Regions from separate parts of the Homo sapiens genome. Here region 2 is linked to region 1. A link is a contact called in ENCODE Hi-C data. All regions are on one chromosome and are shown on one strand. The core of a region is the stretch at or near the end of the contact, and the rest is flanking DNA. Distances in the headings are between cores, read along the strand shown. Region 1 holds the start of ZNF492 (zinc finger protein 492). Region 2 holds the start of LINC01858 (long intergenic non-protein coding RNA 1858).

What was found. A loop is a pair of places that touch in the nucleus more often than their neighbours do. Pooled maps may share reads with other maps.
Region 2: a loop to region 1 is called in a pooled map of heart left ventricle, with 2.0 times the contacts of the local background. The contact joins the promoter of LINC01858 here to the promoter of ZNF492 in region 1. A Hi-C loop is called at or near these places in 1 of 37 single-sample maps with no recorded cell type and 2 of 50 pooled maps.

Annotation. Positions count from the first base shown.
Region 1 is chr19:22,632,631-22,638,909 of GRCh38, reverse strand. ZNF492 (zinc finger protein 492) reads right to left here and starts at 4,586. Exons shown (of 4, transcript NM_020855.3): 1 at 4,436-4,586.
Region 2 is chr19:23,059,595-23,065,197 of GRCh38, reverse strand. It overlaps LINC01858 (long intergenic non-protein coding RNA 1858), which reads left to right and starts at 3,933. Exons shown (of 8, transcript NR_110745.1): 1 at 3,933-4,025; 2 at 4,200-4,551; 3 at 4,880-5,024.

The DNA.
Region 1 (6,279 bases), core at 3,337-5,836:
AATCGCACCACTGCACTCCAGCTTGGGCGACAGAGCAAGACTCCATCTCAAACAAACAAACAAACAAAAAAAGATCAATATTATTAAAATAGTCATCCTGCCAAAGAAATTACAGATTTAATGCTATTTTTATCAAACTACCAAAAATATTTCTTAACAGAGCTAAAAAACAAAACAAAAAAATTTTTAAATTTATATGGAACCAAAAAAGGGCCCAAATAGCCAAGGCAATCATAAGCAAAAAGAACAAAGCTGAAGTCATTACATTACCTGAATTCAAACTATACTACAGGGCTACAGTAAACAAAGCAACATGGTACTGGTACAAAAACAAACTCATAGACCAATACAACAGAATAGAGAGCCCATAATACAACACACCTACAACCATCTGGTTGTTAGCTTTGGCAAAGCTAACAACAGGAATCTGGAAAGAAATCCCTATTTAATAAATGGTACTGGAATAACTAGCTAGGACTATGTAGAAGATTGAAACTGGACCCTTTCATTACACCACATACAAAAATCAACTCAAGATAAATTACAGATTTAAATGTAAAATTTCAAATTATTTTAAAAAATGCATGAGATAACTTAGGAATTACCATTCTAGAAATAGAAGCCGGCAAAAATTTTAAAATAAAGATACCAAAAGCAATTGCAACAAAAGCAGTAATTGACAAATTGAAGCTAATTAAGCTAAAAAGCTTCTTCACAGCAAAGGAAACCATCAATACAGTAAACAAAAAACACACAGAATAAAAGAAAATATTTGCAAACTATGCTTTTGACAAAGGTCCAATACCCATAATTTATAAGAAACTTAAACAAGTTACAGGAAAAAAAAGACCTAAAAAGTAGACAAAAAACATGAAAAGGGTGTTTTCTTCGAAGAAGACATACATGTGGTTAACGAGCATAAAAAAAATGCTCATCACTAATCATTAGGGAAATTCAAAGAAAAACCACAATGAAATATCATCTCATCCAGTGAGAATGGCTAGTATTAGAAAGTCAAAACATAACAGATGCTGGCAAGGTTACAGAGAAACAGGAATGCTTATACACTACCCATGGGAGTGTAAATTATTCAACCACTATAAAAAGTAGTGTGACGATTCCTCACAGAACTAAAAACAGAATTACCTTTTGACCCAGCAACCTCATAATTGGGCATATAACCAGTAAAATATAAATTATTCTATTATAAAGACATACGTATGTTCATTGCAGTCCCTGTCATTCATGAAAGCAAAGACATGGAATCAACCTAAATGCTTATCAATTGTATACTGGATAAAGAAAATATGGTATGGCTGGGCATGGTGGCTCACACCTGTAATCTCAGCATTTTGGGAGGCTGAGGCAGGTAAATTGCCTGAGCTCAAAAGTTTGAGGCCACCCAGGGCAACATGTCAAGACCCTGTCTCTACAAAAAATACCAAAAAAATTAGCCAGGCCTGGTGGTGTGTGCCTGTAGTCCCAGCTACTTGGGGGGCTAAAGTAGAAGAGGATTGCTTGAGCCTGGGAGGTTAAGGCTGCAGTAAGCTGAGATCATGCCACTGCACTCCAGTCTGGACAACAGAGTGAGACCCTGTCTTCAAAAATAAAATAAAATAAAATAAAAGGTTTAGGCCGGGTGCAATGGCTCACGCCTGTAATCCCAGCACTTTGGGAGACCAAGACAGGCAGATCACAAGGTCAGGAATTCGAGACCAGCCTGACCAACATGGTGAAACCCCATCTCTACTAAAAAAATAAAAATAAATAAATAAAAACACAAAAAATTACCCGGGCGTGGTGGCAAGAGCCTGTAATCCCAGCTACTTGGGAGGCTGAGGCAAGAAAATTGCTTGAACCCAGGAGGCAGAGATTGCAGTGAGTCAAACTGCACCACTTCACTTCAGCCTGGGCAACAGAGCTAGACTCCGTCTCAAAAAAAAAAAAAAAAAGGTTTACTAAAAATAAAACATGGGGTCAGGGTGTGGTGGCTCACACCTGTAATCCCAGCACTTTGGGAGGCCGAGGCAGGCAGATCACTTGAGGTCAGGAGTTCAAGACCAGCCTGGCCAACATGGTGAAACCCCGTCTCTACTAAAAATACAAAAATTAGCTGGGCGTGGTGGCGCATGCCTGTAATCCCAGCTACTTGGGAGGCTGAGGCAGGAGAATTGCTTGAACCGGGAGGCAGAGGTTGCAGTGAGCCAAGATCGTGCCATTGCCCTCCAGCCTGGGCAATAGGAGCAAAACTCCATCTCAAAAAAAAAATAATAAAATAAAAATAAATAAATAAAATATGGTAGATAAATATCACGGAATACTGTGTGGCCGTTAAAACACACATACACACACGCACACACACAAACACACACACACACACACACACACACACACAGAAGATCATGTCCTTTGAAGCAACATAGAGCAACATAGATGAAGCTGGAGACCACTATTCTTAGAAAACTAACGTAGCAGCAGAAAACCAAATGCATGTTGTTTCTAAGTAATAGCTGAGGCTGGGCGCGGTGGCTCATGCCTGTAATCCCAACACTTTGGGCCGAGGCGGGCAGATCACCTGAGGTTGGGAGTTCAAGACCAGCCTGACCAACATGGAGAAACCCCATCTCTACTAAAAATACAAAATTAGCTGGAAGTGGTGGCGCATGCCTGTAATCCCAGCTACTTGGGAGGGTGAGGCAGGAGAATCACTAGAACCTGGGAGGCGGAGGTTGCCGTGAGCCGAGATCGCGCCATTGCACTCCAGCCTGGGCAACAAGAGCGAAACTCCATCTCAAAAAAAAAAAAATATTTAAGTAAGAGCTGAATAATAAGAACACGTAAACACAAAGAGGGAACAACAGACAGTGAGGCCTAGTTGAGGTTGGAGAATGGGAGGACAAAGAGGATCAGAAAAAGTACCTGTTTGGTGCTATGCTTAGTACCTCAGTGACAAAATAATCTGCACACCAAACCCCCATGACACAATTTTAGCTGTATAACAAACCTGCATGTGTACCCCTGAACCAAAAATAAAAGTTAAAAGAGATTCATCTTTTCCCCAGGGTATCCACTTGAGAGGCTACACTCCATATCTCAGGTTGTCCTACGAAAGAAAATGACTTTAGGAGCTGATATTCACTAGATACTCTAGCAGACATCGCCATAGCGGTTATCTTGGTTTATTCAGAGACAGTACTGAAAGCCAGGACCAAGAATAAACGACAGGGTTGCTAAGCACAAATCACCCCATAACGTTTGCAAAATAAAAACATCTTGACACTAAAACATTCTCATAAGATCTTTATGCCTAGGGAAGACAAAAGAAAAAGAGGCACAGAGATTTTTTACAATTCACTATCGGGATATTCCTTGCTTTCTTCTCATGGGAAATATTTACAAACAGAAAACATATCTTTTTAAATATGCCATCTAATGCTTTGTCAAAAAATGATTAATTAAAATACAGTATGAAAAATGTACACTAAAGGACAAATAATAATGTAAATTAGGGAAAAGAAGTTGGCATTTGAGATTTTCAGAAGGAACTGAAAATTCAGTATTTTACTGCAAGCCAGAGTTAAGCTGGAGAAATGGGGTGTGGGGGGTTGACTTGAGAACCTGCTTGGGACCTATGTGAAAAATGCCAGGGAAAATCAGCCCCATGTGGCGGCAAATAGACTGAGGTGGCTCTAATCTTTGGATTCCTAATTTTAAAAAATCAAACTCAAATGCATTTTTTTTTTTTTAGAAATTACTACATTGGGGGAAACAAAATTCAGGCTTAACTAACGATAAACTGCCAAGTAAGCTCTGATTACACAACCAGGAAATTTGTAGGCTCAAGGTGAAAATTAAGAAACTACGTAAATATACCTAACCGATTATTGAATTTGGGTATTTTCATCTGCATCTTTCCTTCAAGATCCTCCCATGGACCGACCACAAACTACAACCCACAGCTGGGTGCTCTATAACTTTTGAACCACTCCTTGCTTAAATTTTTAAGTATTTTCGCGATAACTCCCATAAATTTTTAATAGAAGAAAAGAGGAACTAGGAACCCCATAAACCAAACCAAAGCTCTTCCCATTCGTGAACCCGCACCCCGAGTCAGGATTCTCCCCTGACCACCCTCCCGTGGTCCCTGCACAATCTGGGAGAGACACGACGCTGCGGGTGCAGAGCTGCCCAGAGAGGGCTCCAGGCCAGGGCACCGTCACTGCGCAGGGAAGAGACAGGACGCCCGGGGGTCCGGCTGCCAGCGCAGCCGCCAATCTGATGGCTGAAGGGGACTGAGGCTGGGCTGGGCAAGGCGAACTTGGGGCGCAGATTGTGGAGCCGACTGCGGGGAGGCCTGAGTCCCGCCACAGCCTCTTGCCACCGGTTCCAACCAGCCCCTTCCCCTCTCTCGGGATGTCGGACCCGGCACTCTCACCGTTTCTAGGCTTCCAGGGGGTCCTAGCGTCTTAGCTGTGGATCTCCCAATACCTGCAGGTCACAGGGCCACAGAGGATGGGCCTCTAGGACCAGAGGACGCAGAACAGCGAACACTAGACCATACTCCGACTGCAGCGAGAGACAAAGACCCCGCCACATCCCGGAAGCCGCCCTTTCCGCTCCAGCTGCGTGCCTGATTGGACAGTTCCCAGGCCAGCGTCGCTGAATGGATAACGTTTAAGACCCCCCCCCCCCCCGCCCTCAGGCCCTGAGTGACAGAAGATGTAACCAAACGCTGGGCCGAATGAGGACAGAGTGACAGCCGAAGGTGCAGCCTTTTCAGGCAGGGCTTCCTGCCTGAGCTGAGCCAAGCACACCGCAGAAGGTGTTTGCCTTTAACGTTGTGTGTAAGGTCTCATATATTTGTAAATAATATACTATATGGCTGCTCACACATGAAAAGAATAGAATAATTATTTTTAAATTTAGGCTTTTTTGTGTGTGAGACAGAGTCTCACTCTGTCGCCCAGGCTGGAGCGCAGTGGCGCGATCTCAGCTCGCTGCGACCTCCGCCCCCGGGTTCAAGCGATTCTCCTGCCCCAGCCTCCCGAGTAGCTGGGATTACAGGCGCCTGCCACCGCGCCCGGCTAATTTTTTTGTATTTTTAGTAGAAGCGGGGTTTCGCCATCTTGCCCAGGCTGGTCTTGAACTCCTGACCTCAGGTGATCCATCCTCCTTAGCTTCCTAAAGTGCTGGGATTACAGGCGTGAGCCACCGACCCCAGCCGGAAGACATTTCATTCTGCTGCAATTTAGCAAAATATTTGAGTACATCTTGAAGTTGTCTTTTGATTTTTTTTTTTTTTTAAGACATGGTCTCACTTTGTTTCCCACGCTGAAATGCAGTGGTGTGATCTCGGCTCACTGCAACCTCAGCCTCCTGGCTTCAAGAGATTCTGGTGTCTCAGCCTCTCCAGTAGCTGAGAATACAGGCGTGCACCACCATGCCCAGCTGATTTTTCAATTTTTAGTAGAGATGGGGTTTTGCCATGTTTGCCAGGCTGGTCTCAAACTCCTAACCTCAGGTGATCCACTCGCCTCGGCCTCCCAAAGTGCTGAGATTATAGGTGTGAGCCACCCTGCCTGGCCTGCATTTTGATTTTTACAATGGCAGAGCTGCTGTTGAAGATTTCAAAGTCAGAAGCAGCCATGGGGCAAAGCTCCAGAAGCACACCTGGAAATCACACACAGTGAATACATCCCTCACCCTGAACCAATTGTTTTCACCCGAGTCTGCATGTAAAAATCACTTCGGAGGTCTTTTAAAATCCCCCAAACACAAGTTGCCACATACCAATTAAATCAGAATTCCTGCAATGGAACCTGGGCAATAGTGTAAATATCTCTAGGTGATGACAGAGCGCAGCCAAGGTCAAATGCCAGTGCTGTAAACCAGTACTTTTAGGTGACTAGTTGCAAATTTTTTCTCAAATGAATGAAAAAATGTTTGCCGCTAAGTCATGGCTTTGTCTTACCAATATTACCAAATTATTGTTCTATGCACAACCAACGTCGCTATTGGTTTTGTTCCTGAACCAACCCAGTTGTATATATACTGAGTGCACACAAGGCCCTGACATTGGCCAATGTAGGTGCCCTGACATTGGTGATCGTTACTGTGAGGGAAAAATTTTCTAGAATAAAGGTTGCATTCCCCTAAAATTAAAAACATGCCATGTACCGAATTGGGGCTAAAATAAAAAGACGTATGGTCTCATTCAGGAGTTAAGGCTTGGCTGGGCACGGTGCCTAACGCCTGTAATCCCAGCACTTTGGGAGGCCA
Region 2 (5,603 bases), core at 2,684-5,183, 430 kb before region 1:
GTGTTACAGAAAGTGTCATCACAGGGCACGGCAAACAGATGAAATTGTGTTTCTCATATGTGCACCTCACCAACCATTAGGATTATCACCGTCACACATGGAAAGAGCCCATTGCCGAGGTCTTGAATTTCCCATGCAAACACAGTCCACACTTGGAATTGTGGCTGTCATATGTGAGCCTCCAGCTACAGTTGGAATGGTGACACATTTCTAAACCCAGAACATAAGCAGATGAGGACTCTACTGTCTGGACCCAGCCAATAGGAGAGATGGCACTCATATCTGGGCTTAGGGCCACAGGTATGGTCATGGGTGTTTACAAACATGATCTCAGAGTTAATTGTCATTCTCATTCATAGTGTATAAAGCTTTGGGGTATTTTAAAGAGGGTATTAACAAGGCCCAGAACACAGGAGATTGTGATAGTTGTATGCACACCCTCCCAACAGTATACATCATCATTTTCTCAAATGAACACAGCTCACTTTTGGCCGGATGCGGTGGCTCACGCCTGTAATCCCAGGACTTTGGGAGGCCGAGGTGGGTGGATCACGAGGTCAGGAGATTGAGACCATCCTGGCTAACACAGTGAAACCCCGTCTCTACTAAAAATACAAAAAATTAGCTGGGCATGGTGGTGGACGCCTGTAGTCCCAGCTGCTCGGGAGGCTGAGGCAGGAGAATGGCATGAACCCGGGTGGCGGAGGTTGCAGTGAGCCGAGATCGTGCCACTGCACTCCAGCCTGGGCTACAGAGCGAGACTCCGTCTCAAAAAAAAAAAAAAAAAAAGGAACACAGCTCACTTTTGAGGTTCTGAATCTCACACCCATAGGCAGTCAAAGGTCGGAAACTTGACTCTCAGATGTGGATCCAGTCCACAGGTGAGTTGATGACACTCAGAGCAAGATTCAGCACACCTATGAGGCTGTGACTTCACTAATTAGACAAAGTCCACAGGAGGAGTTGAGGCGCTCAGGCACAATTTTAGTCCACCGTTGAGATTATAACTCCTGTTCTTAGACACAACATATAGAAGGGGTTAACCTCCTATACCTAAAATCATGACATGTATGGGATTGCTAGTATCATCCCTGGACCTTCCTGCAGATTTAACTGTGACATTTTCCTCTCCCCAGCACCTGAGTAATCTGACTCTCTTCCCTGGGACCAGCCCACAGATGGGATAGTGAATATTGCTGAACCCAGATCTGAGATATGACTCTATTCTTATGCATTGGTGCTGCTTGCAGAGGACATTGTGACATATCGCTGGGCCCTGCACTTAGGTGATGTGAGTCTCCTCTCCTGCCTTGGCACTGCCCATAGGGGGCATTGTGACATATCTCTGGGCCTACACCCAGGTTATATGACTGTCATGCCTGTGCCCCGACCACATAAGCAATTGTGACATATTGCTGGGTCCAACACCTGGTAATGTAATTCTACTGCCTAGGTTCTAGAACATCATGACATATCTCTTCACCCGTCACCCAGATGATGTGACTCTCATTTCCTACCTGGTCCCTGCTCACATGGGGAATTTTGACATCTCACTTGTCCCAGTGCCAAACAAATGTGACTCTTCATAAGTTCTGCTTGCGAGAGATATTAAGACATCTTGTGGAGCTTAACAACAATGTGACATTACTGTTTTGTCTTGGCCTGGACCTCAAAAGGCATTGTGACATATTGCTGGGCCCAGCAACAAGGTGACATGGGTTGTTTGTATGAACCCTGATAACAGAGAACATTGTGGCATATCTTTGGGAGCATCAACTGTTTGATGTGACTCTTTTTTTATACCAAGGCTTTGCTCATAGGAGAGATTGTGACATATCTTTTGGCCCAGAAATCAGGTGATGTGTTTCTCCTGCCTGAGCTTTGCTCACAGGGAGCATTGTGACATATCACTGGGCCTAGAACCCAAATGATGTGACTCTACTGAGTGTGCCCTGCTTTCAGGAGGAAATTGTAACGTATCTCTGACCAACCACCCAGGTGATAACACTTCTGCCTGATTCCTGTTCTCAGGGAAGATTGTGACATATCCCTGGCCCAGCACCCAGATGACGTAACTCTCCTGTGCATGCCCTATCCACACGTGAGACTGTGACATATATCTTTGTTTAGATCATAGGTGCGATGTTGACTCTCATGCCTCAAACTAGCCAATAGAAGAGATGCTGTTTCTCATAGCTAGGCTTAGGAAAATGGATAAAATCCTGGCTCTCCTCTTTAGGATGGTCAGAGAAAATTACACTCTCTCACATATTGTATAAACCCTCGGGTAATATAGTGTCATAACAGGGCCCAGCAAACAGGTGCAATTGTGTTTTTTGTATGCACGCTTTGCCAATTGTTAAGACCGTCGGCCGGGGTGGTGGCTCATGCCTGTAATCCCATCACTTTGGGAGGCCGAGGTGGGTGGATCACTTGAGGTCACGAGTTCAAGACCAGCCTGGCCAACATGGTGAAACCGTGTCTCTACTAAAATACAAAAATTACCTGGGCGTGGTGGTGAGCACCTGTAATCCCAGCTACTCCGGAGGCTGAAGCAGGAGAATTGGCTGAACCTGGGAGGTGGAGTTTGCAGTGAGCCAAGGTCTTGCCACTGCACTCCAGCCTGGGTGACGCAGCAAGACTCTGTCTCAAAAATAAAAATAAAAATAAAAATAAAAATAAAAAAGATTGTCACTCTCATCCATGGACAGAGCCCACTGGTGAGGTCTTAAATCTTACAGGTGGATGCAGTGCAGAGTTGAAATTGTGACTGTCGTATGTGAACATCAGGCAACAGCAGAGGTGGTGACTCCTTAGTAAGCCAAGCTTATAGGCAGGGGACAACTCTTATATCTGGACTGAGCCATTGCAGAGAAGTTAACTCTTATAACTGGGCATAGAGCCACAGGCACAATCATGAGTCCAAACCAGCACGAATGTCTCCCAGTCACAAAGGACTGTGACTCTTATGCATACCTTATAAAACACTTGGCTGGTACAGAGCATGTTCTAACTGGGCCCAAAGTACAGTTGAGATTTTGACACTCATATGTACACCCAGCCGACAGTAAATGTTGTCATCTTCTCACATGAACACAGCCTACTGTTGAGGTTCTGAATCTCACACAGATGCAGTTGCAAGGTGGAAAATTTACTCTCATATGTGGATCCAGTTCAAAGGTAAGTTGGTGACTTTCAGACTAAAATTTGACCCACCTGTGAGGCTGTGATTCCACTAAGGAGGCACAGTGGTAAGAGGGACTGAGTTTCTCATGCACTGATTCAGTTCATTTCAGAGACTGTGACTAGTGTACTTAGAACCAACATACAGGAGGTGTTGACTCTCATACCTAGAATCGGGATATGTACAGTATTGTTCATCTCATCCCCTGTCCTTCCTGCAGGTGTGATTTTGACATACACCTCTGCCTTGCACCTGAGTAATGTGACTCTTTAGCACCAGCACAGCCTACAGATAGGATTGTGCCACACTGCTGGACCCAGCACCTAGGTGACGTAACTCTATTCTCCTGCTTTGGTGCTACCCAAAAAGGACATTGTAACATATCTCAGAGCCTTGCTCCCAGGTAATGTGAGTCTCCTCTCCTGTCTTCCTGGTGCCCACAGAAGCAGGATATGTACAGAATTGTTGATCTCATCTGTGGACCTTCCTGCAAGCACGATTGTGCCATATGCCTCTGTATACGCAAGGGTGATTGTGCCATATGCCTCTGTATAGTTTACTCTCCTGCCTGGATTTAGCCCACAGATGAAATTGTGACATATCGCTGGACCAGAAACTAGGTGATGTGACTGTATTCTCTTGCTTCTGTGCTTTCACATGGGACATTGTGACATATCACTGGGCCTAGCACCCAGATGATGGAAGTTCTGTTTTCTGCCTTGGTACTGTCCACAGTGAGCATTGTGACATATCGCTGCTGTCCCCTACAAGTTATGTGACTCTCTTGCCTGTGCTCTGCCAACATGGGCCATTGTGACATGTTGCTGGGTCCAAAACCTAGGTGATGTAACTAATTTGTTTGGGTTCTGCCTATAGGAGTCATTGTCACATATCTCTTTGCTCATCACCCAGGTGATGTGACTTTCTTCTCCTGCCTAGTTCCTTCTCACAAAAACTAATGTGACATATTGCTGAGCCCAGTACCTAGCTGGTGTGACTCAACTCTTCTTTCTAGGTTCTGCCTGCAGAAGAGATTGTAACATGTTGCTGGGCACCTTGGGCCTGCCCTCAGAAGGCATTATGACATATTCCTGGGTCCAACACCAAGGTGATGTGCGTCTCCTGGCTGGACCCTGCCCACAGTGGGCACTGTGACATATCTCTTGGCCCATCAGATTGTTCATGTTATCCCCTTCCCTTTTTTTCCTGGTGTTTGCCCATGAGAGACATTGTGATGCATTTCTGGACCTAGCACCTAGGTGATATCTTCCTGGGACCTGTCTATATGGGTTATTGTGATACATCATGTACGTGGCCCAGTACTTACTTGATGTGACTCTCCTCTCATGCCTAGACCCTGCTCACAGGTATGATTGTGACACATAACTTGACCAAGCCCCTAGGTCATGTTACTCTCCTCTTCTTCTTGAGCCCTTCCTACAGGGAACATTGTGACACATCTCTTGGCCCCTAACCTAAGTGATGTGACTCTCCTGCCTGGGCCTTCCCCTCAAGGGGCCTTGTGACATATTGCTGGACTGAGAACCTAGGTGATGTGACTCTCCTCTACTGCTTGGGATATACCCAAGAAGAGATTTTAATATATCGTTGGGCCCCACACCTAGGTGATGTGACTCTCCTGCATGGGCTTTGCCTGCAGGGGTATGATGACATATCTTTTCTTTCATCACCCAGGTGATGCTACTCTCTACTTATGGCTGGGCCTTGACAAAAAGAGGGATTGGGACATATCCCTGGACGCTGAACCTAAGAGGTGGAGGTTGCCGTGGTGACAGAGTGAGACTTCGCCAAAACAAAACAAAAAAAACAACAACAAAAAGTAAGGCATTGTGATGTATGTGATGTATCACTGGGACTGACACCTAGGTTATGACACTCTCTTCTGCCTGGGCCCTGCATAAATTGTATGTTTTGACATATCACTGGGTTCAACATACAGCTGATGCAACTGTCTCATATAGGCCCTGCTCCTGGGCATATTAGGACATATATTTTCCTTCATCACTTAGGCTGTGTGAATCCTCTCTTCACCCTGGACCCTGCCAAAGGGAAAGATTGAGACATATCACTGGAACTAGCACTTAGGCAATGTGACTCTTCTCTTCTGCCTGCGAACCACATTTTTGGGTATTGTGACATTTAACTGGGCCAAACACCTGAAAGATGGGAGGCTCCTGCCTCAGCCCTGTCTGCAAGGGTTTTTGTGACATTTATCTGCATCCATTACATAAAAGATGTGACTCCTTTTCTACCTGCCCACAGGAAAGATTGTGACATATTGCAGGGTCCAGCCACCAGGTGATGTGTGTCTCCTCCATGTGCATTACTTTCAGGAAGAAATGGTAACCTATCACTAGTTGAGAAACCAGGTGATGTGATTCTCCTGCCTGGTCACTGC